Regions from separate parts of the Homo sapiens genome. Here region 2 is linked to region 1. A link is an interaction called in ENCODE POLR2A ChIA-PET data of the cell type or tissue named here. Cell type or tissue: Panc1. All regions are shown on one strand. Each heading gives the region's core, and the rest is flanking DNA. Links, peaks and the distances in the headings are about the cores only. Region 1 overlaps PDILT (protein disulfide isomerase like, testis expressed). Region 2 has its middle 27 kb from the start of GPRC5B.

The links. Peaks named below come from ENCODE experiments on the same cell type or tissue, not always from the same donor. Only the 100,000 strongest peaks of a DNase experiment are listed, where the experiment ranks them.
Region 2: POLR2A ChIA-PET joins it to region 1 with 9 read pairs; 4 of 35 experiments call an interaction of 5 or more read pairs at or near these places.

What each region holds. Positions count from the first base shown.
Region 1 is chr16:20,359,619-20,370,124 of GRCh38, forward strand. PDILT (protein disulfide isomerase like, testis expressed) reads right to left here. Exons shown (of 12, transcript NM_174924.2): 8 at 9,874-10,071; 9 at 5,802-5,922; 10 at 2,786-2,964; 11 at 950-1,039. Among named protein-coding and RNA genes, the nearest start is that of UMOD, 12 kb to the left of the region's middle. In Panc1, for the core only: no CTCF peak of the experiment used is centred there; no DNase peak of the experiment used is centred there; H3K27me3 peaks cover 256 bases.
Region 2 is chr16:19,906,546-19,917,051 of GRCh38, forward strand. No RefSeq gene overlaps it. Among named protein-coding and RNA genes, the nearest start is that of GPRC5B, 27 kb to the left of the region's middle. In Panc1, for the core only: no CTCF peak of the experiment used is centred there; a DNase peak (open chromatin) is centred at 6,455.

The DNA.
Region 1 (10,506 bases), core at 3,214-8,213:
AGAAATAAAGAGGCAAGAAATATGTCATCATTGTGGTTGTAATAGTCAAGCCTACTTTTTCTGAAAGTGCCCAGAGAGAATCAGTCTTTGGACTGCAGGGTTTTCACAGATGCTGAAGATCCGTTTGGTTTCAGAGGTAAAGTGCCCAACTGTGGTTTCACCCTTCAGGTAAGAGGACCTTTGGGGGAACCAAAGGTTCTAAGTCTGTAGATGTGGCTCCTGCACCACTAGCTCCAGGACTGGACAGGTGACCAGTCTTAGCTAATGAGATCTCTGTCCAGGACATTTTCTGGGACATCTAAGAAGTAGATGCTTGCTTTCTAAACTGGGAGGATGATAGTTTGGAGCTGTGGTGTAATCTTTGAACTTCTGTGGGGAAATGACTACTTGAGAATGAAACCAACATAGAGGAAAACAGAGATGGGAAGACAGAAAGCAAGTCTGGGTTCCGGATCCACCCACACCTGATGTTCTACCAGTTATATGGGATAAATTCCCATTGTTGCTTAAAGCAAAGAGTAGTGTCTGAAATTTCCAGTGGAAGTCTTAATTAATACAGAGGGCACTGTCCAGCAGAGGGCCTCACTGAGGCATGGCTAGGGGAGAAAGGGGACTGTGGTCCTATGCATCAGGAGAGTAATGCCAGAGGGCAGAATCCCACCAAGACATCTGGTCAGTGCCAGGGAAGCGGCCCAAGGCAAGGAGCTGTGTGTTACCTCAGAGCCTTGGTCTTTCTAGATGTTTCTAAAGTTTGCCATTTCTGCTTCCCATAGTAAGTGCCTTTGAAATAAAGGTGACTAGTAGAGTCACCCAACCTGGATGCTTCTCCATCCATCCTCAACCATCTCCCAAGATTATGGAACTCCAGCCATACTCTTTTGTTGTCCATTAAGTTCCTAGGGATTCTGTGTGGGACAGAATAATTCAGAGTATTTCTGTTGCCCCTTACCTCATCCTCATCCTCAATCTTAGTTTTGATGTGGCTTTCCAGGAAGTCAGAGAAGCCCTTCAGGGTGTGTTCTCCCTTATACAGGACAGCCTAGGATGAAAATGGAACAGGGTCAGGATGGGATCCTCTTCCCGCAGAGATGCTCGAGGATTGCTACCTAGGTAAACCCAGGGTCAAATTCCTAACAACCCCGGGTATGTTATGCAGGTTCCCTAACCTCTCTTAGCCTCCAGTGCCATGGTTCCAAGGGAAGGATAATAAAAATGCTTCTGACATAGGGTTGTTATGCAGTGGATCAAAGCACGGACTGTAAAACCACACAGCAAAGCCTTAAACTTTGGCTGCATTACTGCAGTGTGGTCTGCTTATTTAATTTCTCTGACTCACTTTTCCTATCTCTAATATGGAGACAAAATAGTACCTACCTCGTAGGGTTGTTATAAGGATTAAATGAGGTAATGTATGTGAAGTATTGAAAACAGCGCCTGGTTCATGATAAGCACGATAGGCGTTTGTTATTATTATTATTACTATCATAGCAACAATAATAAGAGGAAGAATAGTTCTTTTCGGAAGCATCTGGTACATGGTCAGTGCTCCATTATCACAAGTTCCCTTTCCTCTTTTTTTTTTTTTTTATATGGAATCTTGCTCTGTCACCATCCTGGAGTGCAGTGGCGTGATCTCAGCTCACTGCAACCTCTGCCTCCCAGGTTCAAGCGATTCCCCTGCCTCAGTCTCCTGAGTAGCTGGGACTACAGGCATGCACCACCACGACTGGCTAATTTTATATTTTCAGTAGAGACGGGGTTTCACCATGTTGGCCAGGATGGTCTGGATCTCTTGACCTCGTGATCCAACTGCCTCAGGCTCCCAACGTAATGAGATTACACGCGTTGAGACACCACGCCCGACTCCCTTTCCTCTTTAGGAAAGTTCAGAAGCTGCTTAATGCCCACAGGTCACCTAAGCTTCTTTTCAGATAATTTGAGATTACTACCTTAGCCTCATCCTCTCAGCCCAGCCTCAGTAACACAACTCCCCGACATGCATCCTCTGCAGTGCAGACTGAGCAAAGAGTGGGTCACAGTGGAATCTTGCCACAGTGCTGGGGTCACCCTTCTGCCCACCTCTTTGTTCAGACCACACTTCCTACCTGTAGTACACAGTCCCTCCTCTAACCTGATTTAAGTCCCCACCATTCTGCAGAGTCCTGGGTCTGCATGGAGACTTGCAGCCATATCTGCCCTCCAGAAGCTCTTCCTCCCCCTTGATTTCAATTGCATTCATCCATACTCTTCTAAGGAGCAGGAACCTGGGCTCACATTTCTTTGACTGATGCTCTTTCCCATGCATGGACATGGCATGGAGTGTGGGTTGTATCAACACTGGTTATGGCCAATGACTGTAATCCCAAGGTGGAAATGACATTGTTTGTCTCTAGCATGTATTTTTGCCTTCACCTGGTAATACCCCACATCCAATATTCTCATGGAGATTCCTCCCACCTTATTTCAGATAGTTAGGGCAGAGCTCAGCCCCAATGCTAGCAGGAACCATATAAAACCAGGCCTGCCCATCAAAACACCCACATCCACTTGGCCACAGTGGTTGGGTCAGGGATATGCAAGCTACACCCAATGATAGTGAGTCTCAGGACTTTGGTGCAAACTACTGGAAAATAATCTTTGAACTTGAATGTGAGAGGATGGATAGTGGCTACAGCTGAGAATAAAACTGGTTTGGTAGAAAGCGCAGCTGGTGGTAGGGAGAAACTGAGTCCCTGATAATAACATAACATTGTTTTCAGCCATGTGCGTCCCAAGAGCCCCTCACTTGTTGAGAGCCGCTGGGGAACAGCCTGAAGAATGGGTACCGGTCCAGGTACATCAGCTGAATGTCATTTGCTGTGACATCGATCTTGGCAATGATAATTGTGGAGTGGTTTTGATATTTTCTGCCCAATTCCTCCAACAGTGGGAACAGCATCTTGCACTTTTTAGACCAGGGTGCATCTGGAAGAGAAGGTCCATGGCTCAGGCTCACATTGATGAAGATCCAGAAAGCTGGCGCCACCCTACACATGGCATCGCTGTGTTCCACTTGTGGTCCTGCTGTTTTGCCAATTGCACTCCCTCCTTCTTTTAATCATATATTAGATTATTTTTACATTTCAGCAATAGTTCCCAATTGTTATTCGATAAATTAGAAAAAAAATAGTTTTGGCTGGGTGCAGTGGCTCACACCTGTAATCCCAGCACTTTGGGAGGCTGAGGCGGGTGGATCACAAGGTCAGGAGTTCGAGATCAGCCTGACCAACATGGTGAAATCCCATCTCTACTAAAAATGCAAAAATTAGCCGAGCATGATGGCGTGCACCTGTAATCCCAGCTACTCGGTAGGCTGAGGTAGGAGAATTGCTTGAACCCGGGAGGTGGAGGTTGCAATGAGCCGAGATTGCGCCACTGCACTCGAGTCTGGGTGACAGAGAGAGACTCCATCTCAAAAAAAAAAAAAAAAAAAAGGAAGAAAGAAAGAAAAAGAAAAAGAAAACAAAAAGAAAAAAATAGCTTAGCCCTCTTCCACCTAAATACTAACACTTTTAGTGTGTTCATGTTTTCTTCTATTTTTTTGTTTTGCTTTTTAGAGGCAAGGTCTTGCTATGTTGCCCAGGTTAGGCTCAAACTCAAACTCCTGGGCTCAAGAGATCCTTCCATCTCAGCTTCCTGATTTGCTGGGACTACAGGCTTGTGCCACTGTGCCCAGCTTGCTTTTTTTCTTTTTTTCAAATTCCTTTCTTTTAACATAGTGTTCCACTCTAGTAGAAGAAGAAAGCCAAGAACAATATTTACGCTAGATGACTTTAATGTTCTTCCAAAAAGTGTGTGTGTGTTTTTGTGTATGTGTATGTGTGTGTGTGTGTGTGTGTGTGTGCATATGTGTTACAGCACACGGGGGTTTTCACAATAGAGGTTTGGGAACTTGCCCAAAGCTATGCAGTAATTGCACTTTTCAGACCAGAGTAATTAAGCAGAAGAAGTGGGGTTTAAAGACAGGCTGCTTTGACCTGTGACCACTATACCACAGGTAGGCATTAATATAACATAACATATAGATATTATGTTATGTTATGTCATGTCATTTATAGGTAATTACATGTCATGTTATTATACATATATAATTCAGAGGAGGAGAACATCCCCAAGAAGTGTGACAGGTATAATTACTCTTGGACAGGGGACACTGAACTTTCTTGTGGACAGTTCTTTGGTCTTTGAGTGTGGTCCAGGCTCCTGGGCCTCTGGAAACCAGAGACCAGCTCCAACCCAAGGGAAAGCAAATCTTTCCTGCTTTCCTTCTACTAGAGCTCAAAGCTCAGTTTCTGGCTCTGTAAGCGAAATGGCCTCAAAAGCCCCCAGACACACCACTTTTGGATGATCATACCCCATTTACAAGCCAAGTGTCTCCATGGCCATCCCCCCTGCCTGCAGCATCTCTGGCAGCCCCCCTAGCACTCAGCGGGTCCTGGGTCAGAACAGGAGGGGGCATAATGGCTGCAGCCCCAGGGGGCCAATCCCGTGGCCCTACTTCCAAGAAAATGAAGCTGCTGTTGCCTTTTATCAAAATGAAATGGACAGTCTTACAATTCTGGGTGTGACTTAAGTACAGAACAGCTGCATCTAGCCTCTCATTGAAAGGCAGCGGATCTTGGTGATTCAGCCACAGACCTTAAGCACCTCACTCTGTGAATAACAGTCCCTTTCAGAGTGATTGTAAAAGGCCTGCATGATGCAGTGTAGCCCTTGTCTTACCCTCCAGAAAGTAATAGCACTAGAGCTTGTGTTAAACTTCTTGTCTTGCTACTTACTGTGTGACCTAGGGTAAGATCATTAACCTCTCTGAGATGGGGTTCCCTGATCTGTGACATGGGGAAAACCACCATACCTTCCTCACAAACTTGTTACACAGCTCATTAGAGCAGGTGTGTCAACAGCAAACTCATGCTTGACTCATTGTAAGGGCTCATTAAATGTTAAAATAAAAGAAATGTCTGAAGGAACTTCAGTATCACCTTTCTCTGTGTCTCAGGGTGGGAGAGAACATCTCTGGCTTTGTCTCCCACGTGCAAATCAGAAACAATGGGAAAAGGGCAATAGTCCTTAGATAAGCCCTGGAAGTAATTATAATGATAGGAATAACAACAGCAGTAGCAATTGTCACTTATCAAGTGCTTACAATATGCCAGACGCTGTGCTAAGTACTGTACATGGAGGATTGGGGTCCCCACCTCCTATGGGCCATTTGATAAGTCATCTAAAGCCAGAAGCAAAGAAATCCTGTACAGCAGTTAGGAGTGTAGGTGCTGAAGTCAGATGCCTAAGTTCAAATCCCAGTTCCGGCACTTACTGACTGCAAGATAATGGAAAAATGTCTTCTCCTCCCTGAGACCCTATTTAGTCATCTGCAAAGTCTGAGCAATAAAAGTAGCTACTTTCAAAAGGATGTCGTTAGGATTAAATGAGATAATGTATGCAATGGCTTAGAATAAAGCCCAATATACTACAGCATCCAAGCAAACATTGTCAGCCATGAGCATTATTGTTTTTACAAACAGCCATAGGCCTGGGTTATGTGGAAGGCATTGCATACATTCCAATAATTACATTTCTGGGGGAAAGAGTTGCATTGTTCCTGATAGCATCTTGAGTCAATCCCTTTGGGTATCTGAAGACCATCCTTGGCATGGTGCATTGATGGGTTTTAGAGATTTCAGTGCCCAACAATTCAGGAGAAACACTTGAAACATAATTTTGGCACCCGTTGCCTCAGAACCCCTCTTGGAGATACTTACAGAACATCACAAATACGTCCTTTTCTTTGTCAAAGACGACTACGTTGAAGTTCTTCCCCACGAGCTGCTTAACCAGTCCCTGGTCCCAGTATTTTGGAATCTCTTCACTGGATTGATGTTTCTAGGAAGCACATTTGAGAGGCCTAAGAGTCTTCATAAAGGGTCTTGAAGTTGTGGGGCTCCCCACCTTGATTGGAAACCACTAAAGGTTTTCTCGTGTTTTTTTCACAAGAGCCTTAGGAAAGGGTTTGAAATACTGAGATGGATCATGAGCTTGATGTCAACCCTGGATGGTTCAGGGCGATTTGGGGTCAGGGGACTGAGGAGCAGACAAAGCTTCAAACTGGGATGGATTCTCAGATTTTATAAAAAGAAGATTTAAGCCGGGCGCGGTGGCTCACGCCTATAATCACAGCACTTTGGGAGGCCGAGGCGGGTGGATCATGAAGTCAGGAGTTTGAGACCAGCCTGGCCAACATGGTGAAACCTCATCTCTACTAAAAAAAGAAAAAATACAAATATTAGCTGGGTATGGTGGCATGCACCTGTAATCCCAGCTACTCAGGAGGCTGAGGCAAGAGAATTGCTTGAACCCAGGAGGCAGAGGTTGCAGTGAGCAGAGATTGCGCTACTGCACACCAGGCTGGTTGACAGAGCAAGATTTCGTCTCCAAAAAAAAAAAAAAAAAAAAAATTAGTTGTCCTCAATTACTCTAAGAATCAAGATCAAGACCATTTGCATGACCTATAAAACCTTGATCACACTTTGATTGGTTCCTGCAATAAAGGAAGTCTTCTCTTTTCTTTCCTCAGCCATGTTGGTCTTCAGCTTAACCAAATGGCCAACCTTCCTCCCAGCTCAGGCCTTTGTTAATGCTGTTCCCTCTGGCTGACAGGCCTCCCCACTCCTGATTCCTACTCTCCCTTCTTCATCTGGGTAACTCAAAATGTATGTCTCAGAATGACCCAAGGGAGGACTTCCTTGACCCTCCCCGCATCTAGATGAGGACTTGCTGCCATAAATTCTCATAATGCTCAGCACTTTTTCTTGTATCACTTATTCACGTTTACTATTTATATTTATTTTTCTAATTATTTGATTAATGTGTCTCTACCATAATAGATGGAATGTCATAAGAGATTTTTCTTTCCTCGCCATTGAGCATCCATTGCCTGTTACATAGTAGATCCTCAATAAATGTTTTGCAACTGAATGAACAAAAAATGAGCTCAGCTTTTGCTTCTTTTTGAAGTAAGTGTTGGAAACCTCAAAACATATTTTTTATCTACAACCATTGCCTCCTGAATGTCTCCTGAATCCACATCATTTTCTCCATCTGTGTGGTTACTGACCAAATCCAGGTAGCCTCCATCTCTCATCTTGATTGCCAGAAGAGCCTCCAGATGTTCTCCCCCCGTCCCCTCCCAATCCTCCCACACCTTTATTCTCTATAAGCAGGGCTCTATTTCTACCATGCAAATCTGGCTTCTCTCATTGCTCTTAGGAAACCAAATTCTTTCCTTCCTTCCTTCCTTCCTTCCTTCCTTCCTTCCTTCCTTCCTTCCTTCCTTTCTTTCTTTCTTTATTTATTTCTCTCTCTCTTTCTTCTTTCTTTCTTTCTTTCTTTCTTTCTTTCTTTCTTTCTTTCTTTCTTTCTTTCTTTCTTTCTTTCTTTCTTTCTTTCTTCCTTTCTTTCCTTTTGAGACAGAGTCTCGCTCTGTCACCCAGGCTGGAATGCAGTGGTGGGATCTGGGCTCACTGCAACCTCCACCTCCCGAGTTGAAGCGATTCTCCTGCCTCAGCCTCCTGAGTAGCTGGGACTACAGGTGCGTGCCACCACACCCGGCTAATGTTTTGTATTTTTAGTAGAGACGGGGTTTTACCATGTTGACCCTTGCTGTGCAGCCTCTGTCTGGCTCACAGCCTCTTCTTCCACAGTGTCCTCCCTCACCACACCCGCTCTAGCCTCTGGAAAGCACTTAAAGATTCTTTCAGTGGGAGCACACATGGGGTGGCCATGGGGCATGGGAGATAGAAAATGGTGACAATTGTGGGGAATTGGGAATGGCTCAGATCAGGTGGATCTCATAGATCTTGTAGAGGATGCCCATCTCTCCTCTAACAGCATAAGAAGACATGTTGGCCTTTGCGAGGGAGACGGACACCACCTCAGATCTAACTGCAAGGAAGAGAGAGAGGATAGGTAGGATTTTAGATGTGGTAATGGAAAGTGAGGAGGCCTCCAATGTGAGGACATCTATTTTCTTAGTGATCTAGGGGTACAGTACTCAGCTGAGAGTGAGTGGGAATGGGATATGAGGAGAGAGAGACTCTGAGATTTAAAAATGAACACACTAACTGAAATTTCCATATGGATGCCAGGACACTTTTCAGAGTCCATGGGAGCCTGGTTTGCAATGCCATGAAGCCAGTCACCCTCGTGGTGATGTTGGTCTGGAAGCAGGGAAGTTAAGGGGGTTCAACCAGAGTTGGAACTTGCCTGGTGAGTACTATGGGGTATACAGGAGGTGGAAGATGGAGGGGATAAAGGAGGTAAGGGAATCATCATCAGAGCAATGAATGATGGAATGCAAGTTCACAGAGGGGGCACTAAAGAGAAATGGGATCAGGAGGGTGAGGGCAATGAGAAGGATGAGGAATCGTAGCCATGTGTGTCCTGGAGGGAAAAATCAGGCATTGGGAGGTACTGCAATCTCCGGGTTGTGGGCATGGGAGCAGGGAGCTGACATGGCATGGACACGTCAGCTATTGGAGAAGAGAGACCAGGGTCGTAGACACTGACATCTCTGGAAATGACAGCAGAGTTGGGGCTAGGGAAAGGCTGCCATCAGGAGCCTAAGTCCTCAGAGAGTGAAGGCAGATAGTCAGAGGACAGCAACAAGGAGGTGGGAGCACAGGGTCAAAAAGCATGGGATCCAAGGCATCTGGGGTTTCTGAAGATGAAAGAAGGAAAATGGGTTGGAATTGGAAAGAAGGACAGCAGCCTCACCGCTCAGCCCATGAAAATGCTGTGCACACGAGACAGCTTCCACAGAAAAGGCTATAGGGGCAGCTGTGTCTCTGGGAGAATGGACAAAAGGCTGTAGAAGACTCAGGTAAGGGGACCATCATTTGGGTTTGTCTGGAGTCTCGATTTACTTCTATTGTTCCAGACTTTTTTTGGGGGGGTGGTGCTGGACAGGGTCTTCCTCTGTGGCCCAGGCTGGAGTGCAGTGGTGTGATCGTAGCTCACTGTAGCCTTGATCTCTAGGCTCAAGCAATGCTCCTGCCTCAGCCTCCTAAGTAGCTGAGACTACAGATGCACACCACCACACCTGGCTAATTTTTAAATTTTTTGTCAAGATGTGATCTTGGTATGGCCTCGAACTCCTGGGCTCAAGTGATCCTCTCACCTCAACTTTGCAAAGTGCTGGGATTACAGGCATGAACCACCGCACCTGGCCCATTCCAGAATCCTTTACTCCCATAATGTCCCAATTTGGAAAATTAATAATATGGTTACCTTACTCAGCAGAGTAGCTGTGGAGACATAGACAGTGGGTGACTACGTGTTCCATGTGTTTCTGCAGCCTCTCCTTCCTGTCAGCGAAATAGACTATGCCCTTTCTAACCCCATCCAACCAAAAGGTCCCTAAAGCTTTTAAGGCTACATCTTGATTGCCCTGTGGCTCCATCTCCCTTCTCCTCCTCAAAGCAAGCATCTACTCTTGGACCAAGTAGATCTTTCACATTGGAGGTGATAGGAGAAGAAGAGCCTCCTTTCAGAGTGCAAGTTAACACTACTGAGTGCCTGCATTTCTATTGTGAATTCCTGCAAAGGAAATGCCTCCACTTTACAACTAAGAATAAGTGGAGGAATTAAAGGCTTGGGATAGGTCAGAAGTTGGATAGATTTGAGGTGGGGAGATGGGGGATTTCCCCACATTGAGCCACAAAGTTGATCTTTATTCTGCCTCCACATACAGGTGAGGAGAATTATCAAGGCCAACAGAATTATGAGAAGGAGATGATTTTGAGGTTCTGGATAAACCTTGTCCAAGAAAAAACCTACTGTGGCATTTTTACTCAGGAAGCTGCGGCCAAATTTCTTGAGGCTTTCGTAGGTTATGTCATCTGAAGGCATTTTGTACCTGGCGTCAGAGCTCAAGTTTAGGATTTGGACGGATGGGATATCGACCTCTGTGACCCGGAAGTACTTGAAGACACGTCCATTTCTGGGTTCGTCTGCATCCACAAGGATGAAAAGGATCTGCCAAAGAAAACAAAACCCTTGTCTCTCTGGATCCTTTGCCAGTGGAGAAAAACTGCTGAAAGGCTGTGGACTAAGGGGATGCACATGGTGGGGTCTGTGGAGCACCTCTGCAAAATGTAACAAAGGCAGGTGGAGCTCTGCACCGAAATGCATGGCAGGCAGTAGCCACCAGCCTGGCTTCAGCCTCCTTGTGGTGTGCTCCATCCACACAGTTTCAGGAGGTCAGGAAGTCCTGAGCTTTCATTCTGTTTCAAACTGTTTCATCAGTTTCCTGATCTGTAAAATGATTATCATAGTGACTATCATAGGGTTGCTGTGAGAATTAAACAGGACAATGTATGGAAAGGCTTAGTTCAGGGACTGGCAGGTAGAAAGTGTTCAATACATGACAATTCTTATTATTTTTTATTTGAATAATTATTATTCAAAATT
Region 2 (10,506 bases), core at 3,390-8,389, 450 kb before region 1:
TGACTTGTGGCTGCGTGGGTCCTCTCTTCATCTTTTTTTTTTGAGACAGAGATTTGCTCTTTTTGCCCAGGCTGGAGTGCAATGGCGTGATCTTGGCTCATTGCAACCTCTGCCTCCCGGGTTCAAGTGATTCTCCTACCTCAGCCTCCCAAGTAGCTGGGATTACAGGCATCCGCCACTATGCCCAGATAATTTTTTGCATTTTTAGTAGAGATGGATTTTCACCATGTTGGCCAGGCTGGTCTCGAACTCCTGACCTCAGATGACCTACCCGCCTTGGCCTCCCAAAGTGCTAGTAAGGGAGGAGACCACCCCTCCTATTGTCTTATAACCAATTTCTGCCTCGAAGAAAAAGTAGGAGTTAAAAGACAGAAGTGAAATCAGTAGTCAGACAGCCCGGCGCTACATTCCAGGCCTGGTAGTTAAAGACTGACCCCGATCTAACTGGTTATGTTATCTATAGATTCCAGACATTGGATGGAAAAGCACTGTGAAAACCTCTGTCCTGTTCTGTTCCATTCTGATTACCAGTGCATGCAGCCCCCAGTCACATATCCACTGCTTGCTCAATGATCACGACCCTCTCACTCGGACCCCCTTAGAGTTGTAAGCCCTTAAAAGGGACAGGAATTGCTCATGTGGGAAGCTTGGTTTTTGGAGACATGAGTCTGCCGATGCTCCCAGCTGAATAAAGCCCTTTCCTTCCACAACTCCGTGTCTGAAGGGTTCTTGTCTGTGGCTCGTCCTGCTACACTAGGATTACAGGCGTGAGCTACCGTGCCCGGCCCTCTCTTCATCTTATATCAGTTACTAGACTTACAGCCTATCCTTACCCAATATGACTTCATCTTTTTTTTTTTTGGAGACAGGGTCTGGCTCGGTTTCCCAAGCTGGCATGCAGTGGCATGATTGCGACTCACTGTAGCCTCTACTTCGTGTGCTCAAGCAATCCTCCCAACTCAGTCTCCCCACCTCCCCCGTGCGCGCCACTTTTGAATCCTGCAACGGGTTTGCCTCTGAGCCCGTGGTGAGCTTCCCGCAGGGCCCTGGAAGTGGCCTGCAGTGAAGCACAGGGGCCACAGGGTGGCAGTGTTTCCTGCGGATGTGGCTCTCACCCAGTTCAGGGGCGCTCAAGGCGTAATTGGTTAATGCAGGTCTGTTTCTCTTTGTCCTTGAAAAGACAGCAACTTTGAGCTCCAAGGAGCAGTCTTCTTTGTGTTTTACGGCTTTTTGAGTCTCTACTTTCCGCCTCCCCGGGATGAGGAATGGTGTGGGAGGAGAGTAGGACTCTCCCGCGGGGGACTGCTGAGATGATCACAGTTTTAGGGTATGGGGTGTGATAAGGCACTTGAGACTCAGAGAGGGGAAGTAAGTAATCCAAAGTCACACAGCTGAGTGGTACCTGAACTGCATCTTCTGATCCTTGCATCAGTTCCTGTCCGCTATGCCACTTGGTCAGCCTTCACAGGCCGGGATGCAAATGGAGACATTGGGGTTGGGATTTTCACTCGCGTCCGTGTGAAGAGACGCGAGTGTGAGAACAAAGCTGTTTATTTCACCTGGGGGCAGGCGCGCTGAGTCCGAAAAGAGAGTCAGCAAAGGCAGACAGATGTGGGGCTGTTTTATAGGATTTGGGTAGGTAGTGGAAAATTACAGTCAAAGGGGGTTGTTCTCTGGCGGGCAGGGGTGGGGATCACAAGGTGCTCAGTGGGAGAGTTTTTGAGCCAGGATGAGCCTGGAGAAGAAATTTCACAAGGTAATGTCATCAGTTAAGGCAGGAACAGGCCATTTTCACTTCTTTTGTGATTCTTCAGTTACTTCGGGCCATCTGGGCCATCTGGATGTATGCGTGCTGGTCACAGGGGATATGATGGCTTAGCATGGGCTCAGAGGCCTGACAGGGATGGAGGATGGGGAAGGGAAAGATGCTGAATGAGCACTGGGTCAAGAGTCCAGAAATATAAGCTTCACTCCCAGCGCATGAGAAGTGGAATTGGGAAGGTGGTCAGTCCTTGCTGCTGGGATAGACCCTGGACTCGGTTTTCTTATCTGTAAAATGGAAATAAAAGGGCCAGGCACGGTGGCTCATGCCCGTAATCCCAGAACTTTGGGAGGCCACGGTGGGCAGATTGCCTGACTCAGGAGTTCAAGACTAGTGTGGCCAACATGGTGAAACCCTGTCTCTATCAAAAAGTAAAAAAAATTAGGCAGGTGTGGTGGCATGTGCCTGTAGTCTCAGCTATTTGGGAGGCTGAGACGTGAGGATGGATTGAGCCCAGGAGATGGAGGTTGCAGTGAGCTATGATCATACCACTGCACTCCAGCCTGGGTGACAGAGTGAGACCCTGTCTCCAAAAAAAATAAAAAAGAAGAAAAAAAAAAGATAAATGAGAGGGTAATAATACATGTGTGTAGATCCTAAATGTTGGCTAGTGTTGTAGGTAAGGCTTTTATTCTCACCTCTCAAGATCTGTGTTGGAGGAAAAAAATGACCTGAACTTTGGGAAATTAGGTACACTTGGTCTCAGAGCCCACTTCATAGCTGTATGATCTTAACCTCTCTGAACCTCAGTTTCTTCCTCTGTAAAATGGGTCTAATAATATCATGGATTAAATGAGATAATCCAGGTAAAGATCCAGCTCAGTTCTTGGCCTATGATGAATATTCACTATATGTTAATACTAGTTGGGATGGGGAGGGGAGGGTAGCTAAGGTCAGAATGGTGGGACGGTTGGGGCTCAGAAATATAGAAATGAGGGCAAACACTCACTTCTCAGGGTGGGCAAGGGAAGGCTGAGAATGTGGCTTTATTATTATTACTGTTATTTATTTATTTTTTTTGAGATGGAGCCTTGCTCTGTCACCCAGGCTGGAGTGGAGTGGTGTGATCTCAGCTCACTGCAACCTCTGCCTCCCGGGTTCAAGTGATTCTCCTGCCTCAGCCTCTCCAGTCGCTGGGATTACAGGCATGTGCCACCACGCCTGGCTAATTTTTTATATTTTTAGTAGAGATAGGGTTTCACCATGTTGGCCAGGCTGGTCTTGAACTCCTGACCTCAAGTGATCCACCCGCCTCAGCCTCCCAAAGTGCTGGGATTATGGGCGTGAGCCACCACGCCTGGCCTGGATTGATTATTTATTTAATTTAGAGACGGAGTCTCCCTGTGTTGGCTAGGGTGGTCTCGAACACCTTACCTCAAACAATCCTCTAAAAGTGCTGGGATTACAGGTGTGAGCCACCACTTCCGGCCAACTCTTGACTTTAAACTAGAAGTAAAGATAAAATAATAACCATAGCAGCTACTATTTCTTAAATACATACATTATTTCCATTATTTCTCACAATTGTCTAAGAGGTGAGAATCTTTATTATCCCCATTTTACAGCAGGGGTGACTGAGGCTCAGAAAGATCAGTCACTTGCCTAAGGTCACATAGCTGATAAGTGGCAGAACCTGAACTTGAACTTTTGGATGCCAAAGCCATCATTCAGTGCTGCTGCTGTGCCATAATGTTCTCTAGTTTTCCTGGGAATCAGTTTCCCTAATCAGCACTAATGAGGGCTCTAGAGATGATGAAATCTACAGGGACTTATTTCGTAATGCAGATTTCTTGTCCTCAACTCTCAGTGATAATCTCCAATTCTTCCAGTTCCCCTGCCTCCAGGGGAGAAGGGAGCCAGTCTTTTTTTTTTTTTTTTTTTTTTTGGAGACAGTGTCTCCCTCTGTGGCCCAGGCTGGAGTGCAGTGGTATGATCTTGGCTCACTGCAACCTCTGCTTCCTGGGTTCAAGGGATTCTCCCACCTCAGCCTCCTGAGTAGCAGGGATTACAGGCATGGGCCACCACAGGCTGGCTAATTTTTGTATTTTTACTAGAGACAGGGTTTCACCATATTTGTCAGGCTGGTCTTGAACTCCGACCTCAGGTGATCTGCCCGCCTCGGCCTCCCAAAGTGCTGGGATTACAGGTGTGAGCCGCCATGCCTAGACTTTGTTTTAAAACAGTTAATCTTTTAAAATTGTTTTTACTTTTTATGATGGTAATTTCCACAATCATATGTAGTATGTGTAGATTCAACATCGCCCAGATTTAGTAGATATCAATCTTTGCAATCTCATTTCATCTATCCCCACAGCCCAGATTCAAAATTTTTTCTTAAGAGGGATTTCTCAAAATTTAACTTAAATATTTTTTAAAGTCAAAATCGACCCCACTCCTCTCTTCACACTTAGTCTGTTTTTTTTTTTCTGAGAATATTCAAAGTAAAATTTTAGGCATTACATCATTTTATGTCCTGGAATTTTTTTTTCTTTTTTTCTTTTTGAGAGGGTCTTGCTCTGTCATCCGGGCTGGAGTACAGTGGCATGATCACAGCCCACTGCAGCCTTGAACTCCTGGGCCCAAGCAATCCTCCCACCTCAGCTTCTCGAGTAGCTGGGACTATGAGCACGTGCCACCACACCCAACTAATTTTGTTTTAATTTTTGTAGAGACAGGGTCTCACTGTGTTACCCAGGCTGGTCTCAAATTCCTAGGCTCAAGAGGTCCTCCTGACCTCCCAAAGTGCTAGTATTATAAGCATGAGCCACCATGCCCAGCCTATCGCAGGGATCTTTTAAAGTTGTTCTATGCACTCATACTGTGTTGGGAATACTTATACCAATAAAAAATGTGTTCCATTGCAAGTAAGAGAAGACTCAAATAATAGGAGCTTAAACAATCAAGGCATTTAGCTAATGGGAAGTTTGGAAGTAGAGGGTCAGAGGTTGGGGCAGTGACTCAGTGACTGCGAGGCACTGGGGTGCTATCTCTGTGAAGCCTTGGTTTTTACCTCATGTTTGTAAGATGGCTGCCAAAGCTCCAAGCTTCACATCACGACACAACAGTGTTCAAAAGAGAAAGGGTGGGAAAAGGGAGCAATAACAAACCTCTTCCCCAAGTGGTTCTTAACAGCATGAAGTCTGGGGGATGCCAGGCCTTATAGCAGGGGTTCTTAAACTTAAGTGTGTGTCAGAATCACCAGGGGAGCCTGACATTGGTGGCTGATGCCTGTAATCCCAGCACTTTGGGATGCCCCGGCCGGGGGGATTGCCTGAGCCCAGGAGTTTGAGACCAGCCTGGGCAACATATGGAGATCCTATCTCTACAAAAAAAAAACCCAAAATTAGCCAGCCATGGTGGTTCGAGCCTGTAGTCCCAGCTACTCAGGAGACTGAGGTGGGAGGATCACTTGAACCCAGGAGGTTGAGGCTGCAGTGAGCTGTGATTGCACCACTGCATTCCAGCCTGGGTGACAGAGCCAGACCTTGTATCCAAAAAAAAAAGAAAAAAAAAAAAACACCAAAAAAATGAATCCCTTTGAAAGCTTTATAAATCAGTGCTAAGTCCCACCCCCAGAGTCTCTGAATCAGCAGGTTGAGGTAGGACAGAGGGAGAATCTGCATTTCAGACACGTTCCCAGTGAGCCTGATGCCGATGTGTGGGTCCCTGCACCACGCTCTGAGAAACACTGGCTGATAGCAGTAGGTCTCAGCCCTGGTTGCACATTAAAATCATCTGGGGGAACTTTAGAAAAAAATCCTGATATCCCAGCCACACAAGGGCCCCAGAACATCAGAATTTCTGCAGTTAGGATCCAGGCATTAAAAAAACTAAACCTCTTCCCCCCCACCTCCCCCACTTCCTTTCCCCGCTTCCCCGTGATCCCAGTGTGTAGGCAGGGCTGAGAACGGCTGTCTGAAAGCCTTAAACCCCGAGGTGGTTACCAAACACGCAGTCTTCAGCTCTACTCTGGAATCAGAATGGCTGGGGGCTTCAGATCTTGTGTTTTAAACAAGCATCCCCAGTGCACTGAAATTTGGGAATCACTCTCCAGCCACATGGTAGCTGCCATCCCATAAACCCCAGTGCGCTGGGGGAAATGACGTGAAAGTGATCCAAGCCATCTAATGATACAATTAGTAACAACAGCTAACATGCGCTGAGCCTTGCTGCAAGCTGGAACATTTAGATATCACATCTTCTAGCTCCCAGTATGAACACGAAAGAGGGGTGGAAGTGATTAGCCCCATTTGACAGATGGGATAACTGAGGCCCAGAGACATGAAATGACCTGCCTAAGGTCACTCTGTTGGTCAGTGGCAGAGCCAGGATTCGACCGAGTCTCTCAAGCTTTGAAGCCCACGTCTTTTGTGCCAGGCATGCTGCCTTTTGCTTCTTCTTTGAGGTCTTCTTTGGGAAAGGATGGGGTGAAAATTGGAGAGACTTGCAGGGGAAGTACAAATAATTCGATATCAATGAAGATGTAGCCTGGGTGGCCAGGCCATGGTGGTTGTCGAATCTACAATGAGCAAGATTCATGAGTGCGAGTCATCTTGCCTCTGCCTTCTGGAGCTGGCTCATTGGTATTAATGGATGAATGGGCCTCATTTGGGCAGTTGTAATTAACACGCTGACTACTGAGATGAGCTCAGCCCGAGTCACTCCTGAATGGCATAAAGCATTGCTCAACACGCGGCTCATCCATTACGTTGTTCTGGGTCCCAGGCTCAGGAGTGAGCCGGCCCCAGGCTCAGGGTGGTCAGCAGAAATGAAGGACTATTGGCATTTTCAAATCATCAGCTTAGTTTGAGCACTTAGCATTTCCCTGTCCGGCTTGGCATCGACGGCAGAAGCTTAATTAGTGGGGACCGAAGGAAGGAAGGCACTTAGGAAGTGAGATGAAGTTTGGGTTCATGTCCACACGAGCTGCTCAGAACTCAGTAATCGGGGCTTTGGATCAGACAGACTTGAGGTCAAATCCCTGTTCTGCCCCTTTTTTGGGGGAAATGACAAATGACCTCATCCCTCTGAGTGTCAGTTTCCTTTCCTGTAAAATGCGGATCATTATGGTGCCAGTTTCATTAGGTCATCATGATGGTGAAATAAAATAACAGGCAAACCCCTCAGCACCATCCCTGGCACCACGCCAAGTGCTTAATAAATGCTAGCTCTTATTAGTATTTACCTACACATTTATTTATTTATGAGAGGAACACAGCCCAAAAATATACACAACACTCACTGGGAAGAGGAATCATAAAAATAGGCTTAGAGGATCGATGGGGATGTAAAAGACGGTGGTTCCTGGAGTCTGAGTGTGAGCTTTATTCGAGTTCAGGGCGGTAAGCGTTTCTGCATCAGAGCCTGAGCTGATTGACTCCGAGAGCCTGAGCAAAGTAGAGAGCGTGTTTGAGGCTCTCGCCTGGCACCCGGGGGGTCTGTTTGCAATTTAGGGTGGCACTTTCCATTCTTAGGGTGGCACTTTCCATTCTGGGACCCTCCTTTCTAGTTTGCAGTTGAGGTTGGTAATCTGAAGACTGAATGTTTCCGTGGTTGCCTGGCACGGTGGGGAGGCCAAGAGAGGCTCTGGAAGAAATTCTGATGAGCCATCTGCTGTCCTCACCAAGAGCCACAATAGTAACACCTATCATTTTAAAAGATGTTTTATTTTGCATTATTATTATTTTACTTCTTATTTTTTTGTGATAGGGTCTTGCTATGTTGCCCAGGATGAACTCAAACTCCTGGGCTCCACCAAGCCTCCAGCTTCAGTCTTCTGAGCAGCTGGGACTACTGGCATGCCCCGTGACACTCAGCTATTGTTTTTTTGTTTTCTGTTTTGTTTTTTTTTTGTTTTGAGATGGAATCTTGCTCTTGCCCAGGCTGGAGTGCAGTGGCGAGATCTTGGTTCACTGCAACCTCTGCCTCCTGGGTTCAAGTGATTCTTGTGCCTCAGCCTCCTGAGTAGCTGGAATTACAGGCATGCATCACCATGCCTGGCTAATTTTTTTTTGTATTTTTAGTAGAGGTGGGGTTTCACCATGCAGGCTGGTCTCGAACTCCTGACCTCAAATGATCCGCCTGCCTCAGCCTCCCAAAGTGCTGGGATTACAGGCTTGAGCCACTGTGCCTGTCCCATACCCAACTTTTACGTTAAGCACTAACTATGACTAACTTTTAAGCACTAAGCCAGTGAATTTGCTCGAGCCTGGAGTTACAACCTTGACTCTTGACTAGGCCACAATCACGTAAGTCTTCATGGTCAATGTGTAGCGAATCAATAATACTGTGTGCTCAATATGTGTTAGGCGCTGTGCTAACCTCCTTATATGCATTATCTCATTTAATTCACATAAGAAATCTATTATTCAAATTCTTATTCAAATAAGAAATCATACAGGTATAATTCTTGTTTTACAGGTAAGGAAGTGGAGGCTCAGGTAAGTTAAAAGACTTACCTGAGGGCTCTCAGTTGTAAAAGGTGATGTTAGAATATGAACATGGGTCTGTTTGATGCCAAGGCTTCGCCCAGAGTGGAAGGCATGCAGCTGGGTTTGCTGATGTGCCTGCGAGCCTGGGTATTTCTCCTTCCCCTGGTTCCTCATCTTCTCCCATTGAATGTGCTCCAACCATGCTGGTCTCCTTTCAGTTCTGAGAACAGACCAACCTCCTTCTTTTTATTTCTTTAATTTATTTTTATTTTTGAATAAAATAAAAATTATTTTTAATTTTATTAAAATATAATTTTTTGAATATTTTAAATATTCAAATTCGAGATGGAATCTCGCTCGTTAAATATATATATATTTATTTATTATTTTATTTTATTTTGAGACGCAGTTTTGCTCTTCTTGCTCAGGATGGAGTGCAGTGGTGCAATCTCGGCTCACTGCAACCTCTGCCTCCCAGGTTCTAGTGATTCTCCTGCCTCAGCCTCCTGAGTAGCTGGGATTACAGGAGTGTGGCACCACACCCAGCTAAGTTTTTGTATTTTTAGTAGAGAGGGGGTTTCATCATGTTGGCCAGGCTGGTCTTGAACTCCTGACTTCAGGTGATCCACCTGCCTCGGCCTCACAAAGTGCAGAGATTACAGGCGTGAGCCACCGCGCCCGGCCCACTATATTTAAAATATTCAAAAATATTTTTAAATTTTATTTTTATTTTTGAATATTTTAAAATTTATTTTATTTTTTAATATTTTTATTTTTATTTTTGAAAAATTAGTCAGCCATGGTGGTATGTGCCTGTAGTCCCAGCTACTCAGGAGGCTGAGATGGGAGGATTACCTGAGCCCAGGAGGTCGAGGCTGCAGTGAGCCATGATTGCACCACTGCCCTCCAGCCTGGGCAACAGAGTATTTTTTAAATTTATTTTTATTTTTATTCACATACCACCGCGGCTGGCTATTATTTATTTATTTATTTTGGTATTTTTTGTAGAGACGGGATCTCTCTATGTTGCCCAGGCTGGTCTCAAACTCCTGGGCGTAAGCGATCCTTCTGCCTTGGCCTCCAAAAGTGCTGGGATTACAGGTGTGAACCGCTGTGCCCCGGCCCAACCTCCTTCTCTTGGATCCTTTGTATTTGCTATTCCCTCTGCCTGGAACCTGCTCCCCACAACACTTTCACTTAATTATCTCCCGTTTATTCTCCCAGTCCATAACAGGGGCTACGTATTACCTCTCAATCATAATTTCCCCTTTTTGGTAATAAAACCCTGGGCAACTCTTTAGAGCTCACATGCCCCAGCCTCTCTTCCAGCGTGCGATATTCACGTAACTAGTTTTGGGCCAATGAGATGGATGTGGAATATTTTGTGAAACTTATGGTCAGCTCCTTAAGTGGACTGGGGAGGCGTCCCTTATGTCTCTAATGTCCTTGTCCCATGTTGTTGTCTGTGAGGCAGATGTAGTGGCTGGAGCTCTGGCAACCATCTTGGACCATGAGACAACCTTGAGGATGAAAACCACATGCTAAGGGGTATGGAGCAGAAAGACAGAAGGAGGCTGGGGTCCTGATAACTGCTGGAACTCCCAAATCAGTCCTGGGCTGCCTACTTTCTGATTTCCTGTGGAACAAGCGAAAAAAGAAGCTCTGTTTCACTAAAGCTACTAAGTCCAGCCTCTGTTACTATCAACTAAATAAAATTCCTGACAAATACCAGGTCTTGGTTTAAATATAACTTTCTGGCTGGGTGTGGTGGCTCACACCTGTAATCCCAGTACTTTGGCAGACCAAGGAGGGTGGATCACTTGAGTCCAGGAGTTCAAGACCAGCCTGATAGACATGGCGAAACCCTGTCTCTACAAAAGACGCAAAAATTAGCCGGGCATGGTGGTGTGTGCCTGTGGTCCCAGCGACTTGAGAGGCTGAGGCAGGATTGCTTGAGCCTGGGAGGTCAATGCTGCAGTTAGCTGTGATCACACCACTGCCCTGGATCCTAGGCAATAGAATGAGACTCTGTATCAAATAAATAAATAAATAAATAAATAAATAAATAAATAAATAAATAAATGTATATAAATATCACTTTCTCTGAATGGCTTATGTGAAACTCAAAATAGATCTGTCTATTTGTTCTCTCTTTTAGCAACATGGTTCTTTTTTTTTAATTGCCCTGATTCCAATGAAAATAAATATATACTGCTTTGTTTAATTTATCTTCCCCGCTGAACTACTGGAAAT